2 separate regions of the Mus musculus genome follow, and region 1 is linked to region 2. A link is a loop called in an ENCODE intact Hi-C map of the cell type or tissue named here. Cell type or tissue: heart. All regions are shown on one strand.

The links. Peaks named below come from ENCODE experiments on the same cell type or tissue, not always from the same donor. Only the 100,000 strongest peaks of a DNase experiment are listed, where the experiment ranks them.
Region 1: it touches region 2 in a loop (2.3-fold over the local background); 14 of 42 quality-filtered maps call a loop at or near these places.

What each region holds. Positions count from the first base shown.
Region 1 is chr1:37,475,988-37,483,987 of GRCm38, reverse strand. The region is part of intron 5 of Mgat4a (mannoside acetylglucosaminyltransferase 4, isoenzyme A); the gene reads left to right. Among named protein-coding and RNA genes, the nearest start is that of Gm39627, 24 kb to the left of the region's middle. In heart, CTCF peaks have their summits at 4,723 and 5,361; DNase peaks (open chromatin) are centred at 5,442 and 5,807; H3K27ac peaks cover 491 bases.
Region 2 is chr1:37,534,115-37,542,114 of GRCm38, reverse strand. Mgat4a (mannoside acetylglucosaminyltransferase 4, isoenzyme A) reads left to right here and starts at 1,099. Exons shown (of 16, transcript NM_173870.3): 1 at 1,099-1,150; 2 at 5,711-6,076. The coding sequence starts at 5,983. In heart, a CTCF peak has its summit at 3,224 (motif pointing right); a DNase peak (open chromatin) is centred at 964; H3K4me3 peaks cover 1,464 bases; H3K27ac peaks cover 1,148 bases.

The DNA of each region.
Region 1 (8,000 bases), 58 kb after region 2:
TGTGTGTTCTCTGGTTTATGTGTGCTACTCCAAAGCCTGCCTCTTCCTTTCTACTCGCTTCTCCCTCCGCCCCAGCTGCTCACCTTCTGTGAGGCTACCTCTGGTCTCCTAGTTAAATTATTGATAGTGCTAACAGGCAAATATGGAAAAAAAATTTTTTTAGGCAAAACAGGGATTTCTACGAAGGCATGAATATCTCCAGTTTAAACATATGAGGAGAGAGTACGGATGAAAAGATTCTGGGCATGCTTTTGTATGCCTGTAAACTCATATCTTAGGAGGCTGAGACAGGAGGATTGCTGCAAGTTCAGAGCCAGCCAAGGCTATGAAAGACTGTTTTTTGAAGTATTGGTCTGTGAAGAGAATGTGTAGGCCACCGTGGGTAGTCTCTGCTTCACTAATGTCACTTTTTCTTCTCTCTATTTTTATTTGTATATTCCTTGGTTTTCATTTTAAAATTCAAAGTGTTCACTTTTATTTTTTAAATTAATTTCGGGTTTTAAGGTTCCTCTCTCATCCCAATGTCCCTAAACCCTTCCTTGCATTCTTTCAAACTCATGGCCTCATCTTTCATAAATTGCTGCTATCTAGAGGTTATATATAGGTGTGTGTTAAACAGGTTGCGTGTACCCGAGATACGTAAATACAACCTGCTTGATATGTATAGTGTCACTCAGGTGTGTCTTTAGATCTGACCATTCGGTATTGGATAACAGATATGTGTGCTTTCCTGGGGAAGACCCTTTTCTCAGGACCCCGGCCTTCCGCAGTGGCCTGCAGCTCTTTGTGCAAGGTTGAGGCCTGTGGGCCTTCCCCCTTCCGTATCTGTTGGTGCTGTCCTTACTCCGCTCCTGCTTGGGCAGCCATGCTGATGAGACTTTATGAGTGTGGCTTCTGATGTTCTTAGGAGACACGGCCTCGGAGTGAACTCCATTTCTCTACCTCTTGGGTCTTTCCACCCTTCTCCTGAAGTAATCCCTGAGCCTTTGGTGCAGGGGTTGTATTGTGGATGGGATGGGCTCCACAGTTCTGCATATTGATGGGTTGTGGTTTTCCGTAATGGTCTCTGTCCTTTGCAAAGAGAAGTTTCTGGGATGAGGGGCAAGGGCTACCCCAGAGAAAGATCAAAGTATTTTTATGTATATGGATGCTTTGCCTGCATCTGTGTCTGGGTGTCTGTACTCTGCTGTGAGTAGAGGTGAGAAGAGGGAGTTTGATTCCATAGGAATAGAGTTAACGGACAGTGATCTGCCATGTGGGTGCTGGGAATTGAGCCCAGGTCCTTTGAAAGAGCAGCCAGAGCTCTTAACCACTGAGTCATCTCTCCATTTTTTTTCTTTGAAAAGACCAAAAGATGTTTCTGTTTGGGAGAGTAATCATTAGCTATGATTTAGTCCTCTGCTTCTCTCAGTTCAGAACTTTAGAAGGGGCCGAGACAGACCAGCTGGTTGCTCTGGAGGGTACTTTGTGTAACCTAAGTGGTTGGTCTGGTTTCAGGTTTTGTTTTTTTGTTTTTTTTTAAAGATTTATTTATTATTATATGTAAGTACACTGTAGCTGTCTTCAGACACACCAGAAGAGGGAGTCAGATCTTGTTATACGGATGGTTGTGAGCCACCATGTGGTTGCTGGGATTTGAACTCTGGACCTTTGGAAGAGCAGTCGGGTGCTCTTACCCACTGAGCCATCTCACCAGCCCCTTTTTTGTTTTTTTAACTTAGAGTTTAATCATATAGTATTTTGAGTTACCTTCTGACCTCCACATGCACACCTTGGCATGTCCCCTCTCTCCAAGTAAAGAAGTGCTTATTAAAAAATCAACTATAAGGGAGCAGTGATCAGATAGGCATTCTGGTGACTGAATTGTCTTAGATGTGACTGTCTTGTCTTTGTTCCTGCTTGTGGTGCCTGACTTCACTGTGACTTTATTTCTGTGTCTTCCCAGCCTGGTTCCTCAACCCAACCCCAGCTGCATGCATCCACCCCAGCCGCATGCATCCGATGCCCCAGCTGCATGTGTCCACCCCAGCTGCGTGGGTCCACCCCAGCCAGCTTTCAGTAAATCTTTTGCTGCTGTTATTGTTGTTGGCTATTGTCTTAGTTAGGGTTTTACTGCTGTGAACAGACACCACGACCAAGGTAACTCTTTTAAGGACATTTCATTGGGACTGGCTTACAGGTTCAGAGGTTCAGCCCATTATCATCATGGCCAGAAGCATGGCAGCATCCTTGCAGACATGGGGCTGGAGGAGCTGAGAGTTCCACATCTTGTTCTGAAAGCAGCTAGGAGAAGACTGGCTTCCAGGCAGCTAGGACAAGGGTCTGAAAACACAGGCTCACAGTGACACACCTACTCCAACAAGGCCACACCTACTCCAAAAAGGCCACACCTCCTAATAGTGCCACTCCCTGGGCCAAGCCATATACAAACCATCACAGCTTTGCTTGTAGTTTCTGCTGGTTGCAGCTAAGAACCTGATAGGTCTGTATTTTGTTTAAAAAACAAAACCAAACCAACTTGAATTTTATAGACGGCCACCAAACAGAGCAGGAAGTTGATGTGGTTGTGCGGCAGTGTTGGCAGTTAGATGCTCTTCTAGTGGATTAGAGAGAGTGAGTGGTTCTTTGATGCAATGTTGGGCACAATTCAGCCTGTGTGACTGACAAGCAGGGATGTTGTTGAAAACTATGATTGCCAAAGCTTTGGAAGACTGATTTGAACCGAGAGGTGAATTAACTATCTTTGTTAATGTTTTAAATTCTTCTCCTACAGTTTTGTTTTATAAATGACAGTATTACATCATTAGGAATATAGGTCCAAAGCTCATCTTAATGCCCAGTATCCAGCTAAAGTTTTAGTTAATTAAATCAATGAATGTAGTTAATGTTTTGAGATAGCGTCTCACTACTAGCCCTAGCTGGCCTAGAACTCACTAAACCAGGCTGGCTCAAACTTGCTTGTCTCTGCCTTCCCACTACTGAGATTTTAGAGGCGTATGCTACCATACCCGGCTTCAGCCAGTATTTTTGAATTCACTGGTGCATTTATTAGTGGTTTGGGGGCAGGGTTGAGTGAGTTCAGCCTCACTGGATGGCAACATCGTTTCATGTCCTCTATTTTGACTTGTTGGTCTAGTATTTGTGGCACTTGATTCTCTTCCTTCCTGAATCACTTCAAAATTCGCTTAGCTCTGAGCTTAGAGTGTGCCTGGTCCCTCCAGTCCATAGTCGTCTCAGTCTCCTCCTCTTACTTTTCCCACTCACTCTGGGGATTGGATTCAAGGCCTCAGGCTTGCTAGGATGAGTGGTATAACCAGGTGTACTGGCTGGTTTTGTGTGTCAACTTGACACAGACTGGAGTTATCACAGAGAAAGGAGCTTCAGTTGGGGAAATGTCTCCACGAGATCCAGCTGTGGGACATTTTCTCAATTAGTGATCAAGGCTGGAGGGCTGGTAGTCCTGGGTTCTATAAGAAAGCAAACTGAGCAAGCCAGGGGAGGCAAGCCAATAAGCAACATCCCTCCATCGCCTCTGCATCAGCTCCTGCTTCCTGCCCTGTGTGAGTTCCAGTCCTGCATCCTTTGGTGATGAACAGCAATGTGGATGTGTAAGCTGAATAAACCCTTTCCTCCCCAACTTGCATCTTGGTCATGATGTTTGTGCAGGAATAGAAACCCTGATTAAAACACCAGACTTTTACAGAAAACCCTTTAGTTTGAAAGAGGGAGGCCTTGAGCTTGTGATCCTGAACCGCCTCACAGACAGTTGGGCCTGCAGGTGTGCATTAGTACATGCCCTTCCCCACTCCTGATCCCACTTTGCAACATTGTATTGAGCCTTTTATGGATCTTTCTAGTTTCTTAGGTAGTATTTAGAGAGTTTCCTATTAGGGACTCACTAAAATTGGTGGGTTTGCTCTTTTCTGTTTGCCCGGCCTCTGTCCCAGCTGCCCTTACTTGTTAGGTTATCTTGCCTAGTGCATTCCACCGCATTAATAAACAGGCTTCCGTGTCTGTTATCAGATTAATCTGCTTTTGGGGCTGCGTTTGGCTTCAGGGTGAGATGGCTGTGTGGTGCTGTGTGACGCTGCCCCTGCTCTGTTAGGTTTGTCCCGCTTTCTACACCGGTTTGGTGTATTCCCTTCCCTTCTTCTCTTCATATCCTGTTTTGGCTTCATGCTGCAGTTATCAGTGTTCGGCAAACACTGTTGTCCTTTGGATGTTCTTCCTCCTGTCTTGATTGAGAAAAACTCAGCTAAGCTTCTCCTACAACTGTCCCATAGACTGTCAGGGTTAGTTTTTGTCAACTTGAAACAAACTTATGTACTTGGAAGTAGGAACCGGAGTTGGTAGGTTTGCGTCCATCCAGTTGACCTGTGGACATGTATGTGGGTGCATTTTTCTTGATTATTTAGTGATGTAAGAGAGCCCTGCCCACTGTGATCCTCCTGAAAATGGTCATACTTTTAACTTTTACATTATGACTATGCCCCATTGAGTTAGCTTCTGTCGAGGTATAAGGTAATGTGAAAGTTCCGACCATCACCCATTCATTAACCCAGTTGCTCGTGTTGAGAGAACACTGTGAACACCGTGACCTCTCTGACATATTTATTGAAAATTCAGTGACTGTTAGGTGTGTGTGTTTCCTGTTGTATTTCATTATCTGGATTTGGAGCTAAACCTCATGCCAGCACTTCACCGCCTCCTGTAGGTTGGTGGGAAGTACTGACGCCGCCGCACAGTCTGGTCCTACAGTTTTGGTCTGCTCAGGATTGCTTCAGACGTTGAAGCCCTTTGTGTTTCCAAACACCTTCAGAATCATTGCAGTGACGTCTCTATGGCAACATCTTCAGTTGAGTGTGGTTTTCTTTGTTCTTTTCCTTAAGGCAATGGTCAAGTCATTGACTGCAAGTTTCTTTTCCTTCGTCCTCTCCGTCCCCTCACCTCCCTCTGTCCTCTCTCTTCTCTCAGTGAGTTTGTTGATAGACTCTACTCAGAAACCTTTTTTCTTATTACTTTGTATTCTACTTGTATTTTTATGAGTCACTGAGGGTATGGGCTTTTAGGCTACTGGCTGACAGGGGATAAAGCTGTGTTCTAGGCACCTGGGCGATAATTATATTACTACTTCTACTACTACTATTTTACAAAAATAAACTTGCCAACTTTCCTTCAGCCACAGAGCTCTTCTTGCTTGTCACCTCTGGTCATGAGACAAAGCCATGCCCTCGAGAGTCTGGGAATTTCAGTTGTTAATATTTCAGAGTGAAGCGGGTGGTTCTTGTATCTGCGTCTCATTGATAACGGTTGTGTGATTTCCAGGAAGGAACTTGGGGACGCCTGCTGACTGTCTTAACCACTCCAAAGCTTTCTAAGGCTCAGTCTTTCCTGTTAGATTCTCACTTTGTGTGCTTTGGGTGAGGTTAGTCGCCTGTGCAGTTTTAAACCTTTCCTCCCCTGAAGTACATGAGGCATATTGCCAGCCTCAGCCACGGCTCTCACTCACTGGAATTATGTTTTCTCAGACTCTTTCTCTTGTTGAATGAGTGTTTATTGAAGTACCACTGTGAAGCAGGTGCTGGGGACAATGACAGATAAATTCCCCGATCTGAAATTTGTACAAGAGTATTTCTTTCTGTCACGATGGCTCTCTGTTTTCGGGGGGAGATTAACTCCTAATTTGATGTACAGATTGCTGAGCAGTCCGTGCAGCACTACCGTTGGCTCTCCGATATCTATCCTGGCTGTGAATGTCTGTCCTGGCTCCATTCCCTGAGTTCTGTTTGCATTTTTTCACCTCTGAGACCTCAGAAGTCTTGGGGCTCAGGGTAGCTGGCAGGAGGAGGAGACACAGACCCTGTGACTCTGTCTTGTCTCTGTGGCATTCACAGCCACAGTTCTTTCAGTTTTGCTTTTCTGCTGCTTTGTTCCTAAAAAGATGCACGCAGAGATGATGGGTGGGGTTTTTTTTTTCTTTAGCAATGTAAGCAATTCAAAGCTATAAGCTCCCTCTAAGAACCATGTTAACTATATCTCAAGTTCTTTTTTTTTTTTAAGCTTAAAGAGAAGGAGGGTGGATGTGAATGACTATGAATGGGAGTGTGCACCACATGTGTGGTACCCGCAGGGGCCAGAAGTGGCAGATCGCCCCAGAGCTGGAGTTATAGGTGATGGTTGTGAGCTGCCTGGTATAGTTGCCAGGAACCAAACACAGGTCCCCTGCAAGAGCAGTCACTGCTCTTAACTGCTGAGCCATCTCCCCAGCCCCTGCACCCCATACATGCCCCCTGGTTTTCTCATTCAGATCAGAATACTTTCTAAGTTCCTATGTAATTTTTTCCCTTGACCCATGGGTTACGTAGAAATGTGTTTTTACATTCTTACCTATTTGAGAATTTCTCACAATCCCCACTGTTAACCAATCTCCACTTCAAACCCTCTGTAGTCAGAGAACACCATTTACGTGGTGGTGTCCCTTTCAGCCTTCTCAGTACTCGTTTGTTGGCTTCTGTGCTTCATGTGCGCCCAGAGGAAATGGATCCTGCCTGTATGCTTGCATGACATATTTTCATAGAGGTGTTTAGTAGGTTGAGTTGGTAAAATTACTAGAGTTTAGGGTTAAAGTTTTGTCTTCAGAGTCCCAGTGGGCTAGCCTCGGCTACACATCCAGATGATCATTGATGGGCTAGCCTCAACCACACCTCCAGATTATTGTTGATGAGAACAGAGAAAGGACTTTGCTTCAGTCAACACGGCCATGTGAGACAGAACAATTGAAGGGCTTCAGGACCCAAAGTCTGTCTCCAGGGCCTGATAGAACTTGGAGATTTGGTAGAAACGAGAAACAGAAGGGGCTCTGGAGTTTGCTTGACAGACTGTCAGGAAATCTGGTTCAGGCCAATGCTCTGAGATCTGTGTGTCTCAGTTCTGAATCTGCAAAGCATTCCTTCCATCCCTGTCATCATTTGAGGGGGCAGTCTGGTTTCTGGGTATGATTGCTCCTGCCATGGGGTTCAGCCTCAGCCTCTGAAATAGTTGCCTCCAATTGAGGGGTGATTTGCCCTGTGATTAGGGGGAAGTTTTAGTCCAATCATAAAGATACTCGTTGATCAGTTCTGTGTCTTCTGATGTCGAATGTAGCTGCTAAGAGGAGGAGTCAGGAGGAAAAGTAGTTAAAGCAGCAGGATAGAGCCAGAAAGGGGCCAGAATGGGGCCAGAAAGGGGCCAGAAAGGGGTCAGAAAGGGGCCACAATGGGGCAGGTGGGGAGGGAGGCTGGAGCCGGAGCTTCTACAGTGTGGAAGGCGCTCTGCCCTGTATCTGTACTAATCTAGTCGGTTGTCTGGATTTTAAACGGTGCGTGACCATACTTGGGCATCAGTAGTATCTTGGCCTGTTGCTTTTCAGCAGCTAAACCCTTAAGATATTTATATACATGTTAGTTATAAATCATATAGATGATGACTGAAAATGTATTTATTTCATATCCCATGGAGTTCAGTCATGATCCAACAAGAAAGGAGGTGGGTACGTTAGGGAGTAAAATACAACCTGTCCATAGAAGACTCGCATGACAGGTGCTTGGGAGCTCCTTGGAAGATGAGGGTCAGGGAAAGGAAGAAAGGGAAACGATGCGTGGCCACCATGGAGTAGGTTTATTGGCACAGAGGTCATAGGGCAAGGACATGTGACCACAGCATTCCTGAGATGTTCAGGAGGAAGCTGGTGAGTGGCTGGAGCTCAGTAGGGGGCGGTCGAGAAGAATAGGATGAAGGAACATGGGACTTTAGGTCACCACACAGCTCTACTTTTGCTCCAAGTCGAGGGGGCTGGCAGGTAATTTTTTTTTGTAATAACCAATGGTAAATATTTTCAGTTTTGTGAGTCATTCGGTCTATGTCAGAACTATTAAAATCTCCGTGTTCAGCCTGCAACTATCTGTGGATCGTATACAGTGAGGGTTATGATCATGTTCTAAGGAAGTATAGGACAGTGGGCC
Region 2 (8,000 bases):
ACTTAATTTTGAGACAAAAAAAAAACGTCCCCCCCAAAAACAAAAACCCCTCATTCCGATGTTGTATACTAGAGTTTTCTATTTTTGAATTACTGTCGTCTTCTGATCCAGATATTTATTGCCTTGGTGTTTGCCAGGAACAAGGCTGTTTCCTAGTTTTTTGATTTCTTGTATGTCTTTGCAGTGTTGTTGGGAGGATTATGGTAACAGGGAGGACAGACACATCTCTTATCTTATTAGCTCTGTAACCACAGGTAAACTCTTTAACCTTTTAAGCTCATCTGTGAGAAATGGGGATTAACATATATGATAAGCAATTAAAGATTTGCCGGGATTATGGTAAGAAGCAATTAAAGATCTTAATATATGCCAGGCTTGATAGCTAACAGATAACGTGCACAGGGGCAGGCCACTCACGTTTTCTATAGATGTCCATCCATTTCGATCTGAAACCAGTTTTAAACTTTAAGAAATGGTCATCTGACACGTGCTCAAGAGAGAAGGGAAGACTAACACTGCATAGTAGAAAAATCGGGGACATTAGCACTGAGTGGTGTGCCTTTAAACCCTAGTCATATTTGTTGCTTCTAGTTGCTCCAAATGGTCCTCCCTGCGTCTCTGCCTCCTCCTGGAAGCTGGAGGATAACGATGCTCCTCACTGATGCTGGCAGTGTAATGCTTGGAACAGCGGGCCTTGGAAGCTATGGTTGGATTAGAGCCAGGACCTGTCACCGCGCCTGGACCGCCAGAAGATGGGACCCAGAGCTAGGAGGAAAGGCCATGGTGACCAGGTTGTATTCCGTGGGCTCACTGGGGCCTTTGTTGCCTCCCGAGGTTGCATGCGCTCAGGCCGGAGGGTACAAGCCAGATGTGGCGGCTGCGCTCCAGCCCCGGCCGCAACACCGATGCAAAAAGGGGCTGGGGAGAAATATATAGGCTGCTCTATTGCGCCGTTGAGTGACAGGCTGGCCGGCCACTGGCAGCGGCGGCGGGGCGCTTAGGGAAGTGGCGGCCAATGGCTGGCGGGAACTGGGGCGGGGGCTGGGCAGGGGCTGTCCCTGGCGAGGGCGGGGCGCGCGGCCCGCGGCGGCGGAGGCGGCTCCAGCAGCGACGCCGGCGGCCGCGGCAGAAGCGCCCTGGCCCGCGGCAGGTGAGGAGCGCGGGGCGCCGGGCAGGGGGCGGCCAGGAGGAGTACGGCGGGGTCCGCGGAACACCCACCTGCTGGTGGCTGAGGCGGGGCGTCCCGAGGCCGCCGTCCGATCGCGCGCGCACCGGGCCTCGGAACCGGGAGCGGGGCGCGGGCCGGCCGCCCTCCGCGCCTCGCCGCAGCCGCAGCCCCTCGGTGCTGCGCTCCTTCCCGGTGGTTGGCCTGGAGCCTCGGGCGGTCCCGGAGCACCGGGAAAGTGCAGTGCTGTGTGCGCGTGCACCGAGACCAAGAGTTGCGGGCAGGATCCCGCGACTGGAGGGTTGGAAGGCTGGAGGGTTGGAGGGCTGGGGGGCTGGGGGGCTGGAGGTGGCGCCGCCGCGGGGCAGGTAGGGCGGGGGCCGCTTGCCTGCGGGGAACTAAGATGTTCCGGGAGGTACGGGGGGAGCGAGCCCGGATTCCTCCCAGGCCTGGGTTTCCTCCATCCCATGGAAGCGGCGAGTGGGATCCCCTCCCCGACCTCAGGTGGGGTCTCGGACCCCTCCAGGTGTGACAGGTGATGTCTGGAAGGCTTGGCGTTAAGTGGTGGCAGTGGTACGCTTCCCGCGCCCGCTTTTATTTCTCTAAGCGTTGTGATCTCAGGAGCGGGTTCACGGCTTACATTTAGAATTCGGAAATAGCTGTAGATGGTATGTTATCTTCTTCGAGCCTGCCATCTATTTTGCTGTTGTGCTTTTTGCTGCCGACAAATTATTTAGTAAAAGATAAAAGAATGACATGGTTATTCACTTGAATGTAAAAATCTAAATTTAGAATCATGTAACACGCGCTCTGTGGTTCAGGCTCCTTTCTCTTCCAAATGCTTAAAGAATAGTTTTACTAACAGGTTATGGTGACATAGGTTCCATTAACCCCTGAGTGTAAATCATAACACATACTAGACAATGAAATTATGTAAGCTGTATAAAAGAAATATTTATGTTCTCTAAGTGGAAAGGGCATGAGTTTTTCATAATTGCGGTTTATAAAGTTGTGCAGGCTTACGTCATGGTGTTCATTGATCCGGGGTGTCATGAATCGTGCCTCTTGTTCTTTCAGGCACCTCTGTTTTGTCTGTGGGATGCTGATGAAGGACTCTACCAAATGTTAACCAAAGTGTTCTTAGCCGTGGAACATATGGGATATTTCAGAGAACACTTTAAAAACTTAATTAAAAAAAAAAAACAAACCCAGATGCAAGATTGTTAAATCTATTAACAAAACATATTCCTCATTCTGCGGTTTAGAGTTGAAGCCTCTTTTGGAGGATGGAGGAATGGCTAGTTACGTAGTCATTTTTTTGTTCAAAGACTTGGTTGTTATCAATTAATATAGCCAGGACAGTCTTAAGGTAAGGGCGGTAGATAAGTATTCACATATGTGGCCTCGGACACAAATGTAGGTCACCTGTGTCTAACGAGCCAGCCTCAAGCTGCCTGGGGTGGTTTAAGGGTACGAGGTGTGTTCTGTTTCCTCCTCTCTGGAGATTTCATTCACGTGTGCTTCACGATGAAGCTTAGTTTGGAAAACCCTGGTGTAAAATGAATAGCTGCATTCCGGTGGAGTGTAACACTCCTCCTCCTTTTGAGATGTCAGAACTTATTAGTAGAATTCCCTAACCGTATCTTCCCTAAAATGGGGTTTGCTAACTTCTTAGGCCCAGTATTTAATACTCCATATGCTTCTGGGGTATTATGGATGGCTAATCTATAGCATTTATACTTTTATATAGGCTTCATTTGTATGTAATAAAACAACTTCTCTCTCTCTCTCTCTCTCTCTCTCTCTCTCTCTCTCTCTCTCTCTCTTTGTTGTTGTTTCTTGAAACAGGATTTCTCTGTGTAGCCTTGGCTGTCCTGGAACTTGCTCTGTAGACCAGACTGGCCTCGAACTCATAGATATCTGTCTGTCTTTGCCTCCCAAGTGCTTGCATTAATGGCATGGGCCACCACCACTTAGCTTAATAAAAACTTTTTTTTTTAAAGATTTATATATTTATTATGTATATAGCACTCTGCTTGCATGTATCCCTACAGGCCAGAAGAGGGCATCAGATCTCATTACAGATGGTTGTGAGCCGCCATGTGGTTGCTGGGAATTGAACTCAGGCCTTCTGGAAGAGCAGACAGTGCTCTTAACTGCTGAGCAATCTCTCCAGCCCCATTAATAAAACCTTTTAAATTATCATTTTAGAATGATTCTGCATATCTCTACTTCCTGATTTATGTCAGCTAGATATTTATTCTAATAATCAGCTCTACCTGCCCTTCCCCAACAAAATCCTCCCTGAAGCAAAATATGACTATATATAGACAGAAAGTGAAAAGTGTGTTTGTATAATGTCATACCAGGCTTAAAATTCCAAGTCACAGTTTACTGAGGTAGTGCCCCTGTTCTTAGAGTCAGAAGTCATCATTGAGTGTTTTATTGAGCTAATAGATTAGGTACTTGGTGGAATTTAAAATCATTGGATTTTGTTTTCCCAGTGAGGACCTTTGGTTGTAGGTGGTCAGCATGGGCATAGTTGGGATAAAGTTAGCCATGGGAGGTGAATAAATTAGGTCTTAGCAACTTGGAGAACCTCTTTGGAATACCAGGTGCTCAGGTAGTCACAGGCCGTGCAGTGGAATGTAGTGCTTCTAGAATTTTACATGGAAATGAGAGCTCCTGGCCAGAGAAACTAACAGGCAGGCTTTGTTGGGGACTCAGGAGGGAGGGATTAGCCAAAGGCTGCAGGAAGTGGGAAATTTGTTCAGAGTTGCACATTTGGACTGTGAAATTTTCTGTTCATTCTGTAGTTTTTATACCATAACAGGCTTGTGCCTACTGCAGAACAGAAAACATTTTTTAAAATGTAATACATTTGGAAAATTTATGTTTTCTGTCGAGCCAAGTTAACACTCAGAAAGGCTCTCTAGTCTCATCTGAGCTGCGACTGTCTCCTGCAGCAACTCCGTCCTGCTGTGGTGTAAGCGGTCAATCTGAGGGACAAAAGGCAGCAGATAAGAATTCTGCCAGGCCATGGTGACACACACCTTTAATCTGAGCACTTTGGGAGGCAGAGGCAGAGGCAGTGGCAGAGGCAGACAGATCTCTGTGAGTTCGAGGGTAGACGGTAGACAGTTCTAGGCCAGCCAGAGCAACACAGGGAAACCATGTCTCAAAAAGCAGACAAACAGAAACAGAACTTAAACCTAGAAGTTACTGAAACTGAGGTTTCTCATTGGGTTTACCTCCTTGTGTATAAAATAGGGGTTGTAACGCTTGCCCTGTAAGGACTTAGTGAAGGTTTAAGTCTTGTTACTGCCCAGAATAAAGGAAAAAAGCCAGTGAAGTATAGTAACCATCCTCACCATCACACTGTCATTTGTCCCTGTGTGGTCTTCCTTGGCTAGTGGAGATTCCCAGTGATTCACAGTGCTAGAAATAGCTGAGGTTGTAGTTTGTGAATTGCCTGCAAATGGCTGCTTTAATCAGGCGTGCCCTTCCACTGAGAGATGTGTCTCTTGGGCCTGATAATTGTTTTTGGAGGTACAGTAACTCACCCCACTAGAGGCTCATTTACTGTAGCATCACAGGAAGTGGTGCTACCCCTTGGTGCCACTAGAAATCAACGCTTGCCTGACAAGCCCCTAGGGGGTGAGACCAGTTATGTCTAGCGTGGACCACGCAGGGGCTGGCTCATCTGTTGGCTTATTTTTCTCTTTGATACAGTTGGTATTTATTGAAGGCCTATCTTGTGCTGGGCATTCTACTTAGCAACCTCATGCCTTTCCAGTTCTAAAGAATTTTAGTTAGCTGAACAGCGAGCGCGGTCCTCCTCATTTCTTGAGCATCATAACCCAATGGGGTAGGCTGTGGCCGAGAGAGAGTGGGCTAGATCACTGCCTCTTCTGAACGTGTAAATATTTCCAGCTGTCTCTCTAAAACTCAAGATGAGGATATTGATAATTGTAAGGATTTTGTGGTATGTGGGATACCAGAGTCCGTCGCTTTCTTATTTCATAGATGAAATTTGGAGGCATGGAAGAAAAGAGGCACGTCAGGGCATTTCAGTAATGCCATAAGTCAGCACTGGGCAGCAGACTCTTCAAACTATTGCAGTTGTACATTCCCTTATTTTTATTTATTTTCTTAACCATTGCTTGCTCTTATGCAGCGGAATAATAACTCGGGGAGAGGGGGATGAAACTTAAGGCTCAGTTGTTAGGGATCCCTTTGGGAATCTGTGAGCCCCACAACTTCTCCCTTTAAATGAGCAACCATAAATTTTTATGTTTTCCATAGACAGAACCAGCCAGGAAGGAAGGAATACAGTTTGAAGCTTTTTTTTTTTTTTTTTTTTTTTTTTGAGGAAAAAGACCCTTATAATTCTGCTATAAGAAATGAATCATTTTAATATGGGGGTGGTCTTCATAAGTACAGTTTAGGCTTGACAAGAGTCTGCCTTTGACACTGAATAATAAATGGAGAAACCTCTGGTTTGTATTATTTAGTGAGTTTTCCTTTCGTTTCTTTCCCTGACAGGAAGAAGAAAAAGAAGCATCCCTTAGCCCCCAGCCTCTGAAAACTGCGAAGACAATCTGGAATAGCAATACCCACTGTTGCTTTGCTGCCTGACGCCTTCTGCCCAGCATCTGAAGTGAACCTCAATCATCAATTCATCAATTGCTTTTTTTTTTTTTTTTTTTTTTTTGGCCCGGGACCAAGGCGTTCTGGATTCTGTTGATTTGAGGCTGGAGAGAGACCGGTCTTGCTTGTCATCGCCAACTTGCTAACCAGTGTGATGGTGAAATGAGATGAGGCTCCGAAATGGAACTGTGGCCACTGCGCTGGTATTTGTCACGTCCTTCCTTACCCTATCCTGGTATACCACGTGGCAAAATGGGAAAGGTAAGGAGGAGGTCTCTGAACCACTGTGGGTGACAGAGTACACCATGCCACAGAGGTGAGCCGAGTGGAAATAGGTTGAGCCTGCATGCCTGCAGCTCACGCCTCTGTCTTTGTTCTGGTGGCTTTTTTTGATACAAAAATGAAACAGTTTTCTTGGACAGACTGATACAGACTTCTGACTCCTGCCCGTTTGTTTTCAGTATCTTATGATCACACTTTGGAAAGCCACATTGTGTAACAAAGGCTTTTTTTTACAAGTCATCACAATCAATACATCTTTGGTGTGCTAAACCAAAGTTTTGTATACCAGCAGTGTTGTAGAAAATACTTCGAAGAGGGTGATCAGGGCCTTCAGGAAACATACATACTAGTTAAAGTCCTGACTTGGTGGTGTGTGGCTAACGCCTCGGGCTGCATGCCTTGACAGATTGCTCCTTTGGCAATCAGGAGAAATTCTGATCGTAATATTAGAAGTTTCATAAATTATAATTGTGTGGAGACTCTAGAACTGTTGTCTGTTGATTAGAATTACTCGAAGGGGCGATGGTCTTTTGCTCTTTGTTTTGTTTTGTTTTCTCTTTTCTGGCATTGATTTAAGAAGTGCTGACGGTAGGGAGGGTGGCAGTGTTGGGGATGCTGCGTAGTCATTGTTAGAGTTTATCACCTGGGGTATTTGACGCTTGTCTTGTTGACATTGCCTTCCTGGCCCATAAAGATGATTGATTTCTGCTGTGCATTTATGTCTCTATGCCTGTGTTAGTAATACATACCTCTCTGGGCATATATACTTTATACATTTGAACCGTAGCTATGTGCATATCTGCTTGTATACCGTAAGCAGAGGGACATGAGAAACACAGGTAATCTGTGAATAAGCCTTACATTCTTTCCCCTACTTTCTGTCTTTCTGAGTTGGGTTCTAGCTCAGGCACTGGAGAAATACAGGTGAAAATTTTGCTCCAGGCAAGTTATTTGGGTATGCTTTTAAAGTCTCAGCTGAAAATTCTTTTAGAAATACATTGTATCATTCATTTAGCTATTTTGCCTGTGTGCCACCTTGACATAATTTGGATGACAAGAAGTTAGCTTCCAGGAGTTGGCTCACTCCTTCCACCAGCTGGGTCCTGGGGATTGAACTCAGGGCAATGGCTTGTGGGCAGTCGCCCTAACTCACTGAGCCTTCCTTCTGGCTTGGTTTCAGTTCTTGATTACACCTAATGAGAGGATGTAATTAGAATCGCTAGAGTCAAAGAGATGATTGTTCTTGACATAAATAAAGCTAATGACTCACCGTTAAGAAAACTGACCATAACACGAGTGCTTGTTTTTTTTTTTTTCCTATCAGGGAACTTACCTCCTGGGAGAGTTCTAGTAATACAGAAACTCCACTCTCCCTCAGTGTGGGTTTTGTTTTGGAATCTCTCTGCTTTGGATCTCGTTTCTTAAACATCAGCAACATTACTAGTGTTTTTCTTAAAGCTCCATCTATTACAATTTATGATGATATGATTATCTTTAGCATTGAGGGGGGCTGGGACAGTAGAGATGCCTTCCCCATGCAGTACTGTGTATAGTCAGATCTCTCCACCGTGGCTCTGACGTCTCCCCCATGCTGGTTTTATGCTTTGTTTTGCTCAGGCTCAGGGGTCCGCCCAGGCCTTCTGTTTGCTTGTGTAAAGCCCCTGTGTTGATTGCTACCGTTTCTGTGACCACTCTGACTGTTGAGTTTTTGGATTCTTTCTAGAGAGTTCAGGCAGTGAGACAGACTGGATTTTCCAGGGCAGACCTGATTCCACATATTCAATCTAGTATTTCCAGGTACCTTCTGCTTTGGTTATTTTGAAAGATTTCTAAAATTCTTGGCACTGCTGGACTAATTGAAACTTAAGTTTTTATTCATTCTTGGTAAAGGAATGTATATCCT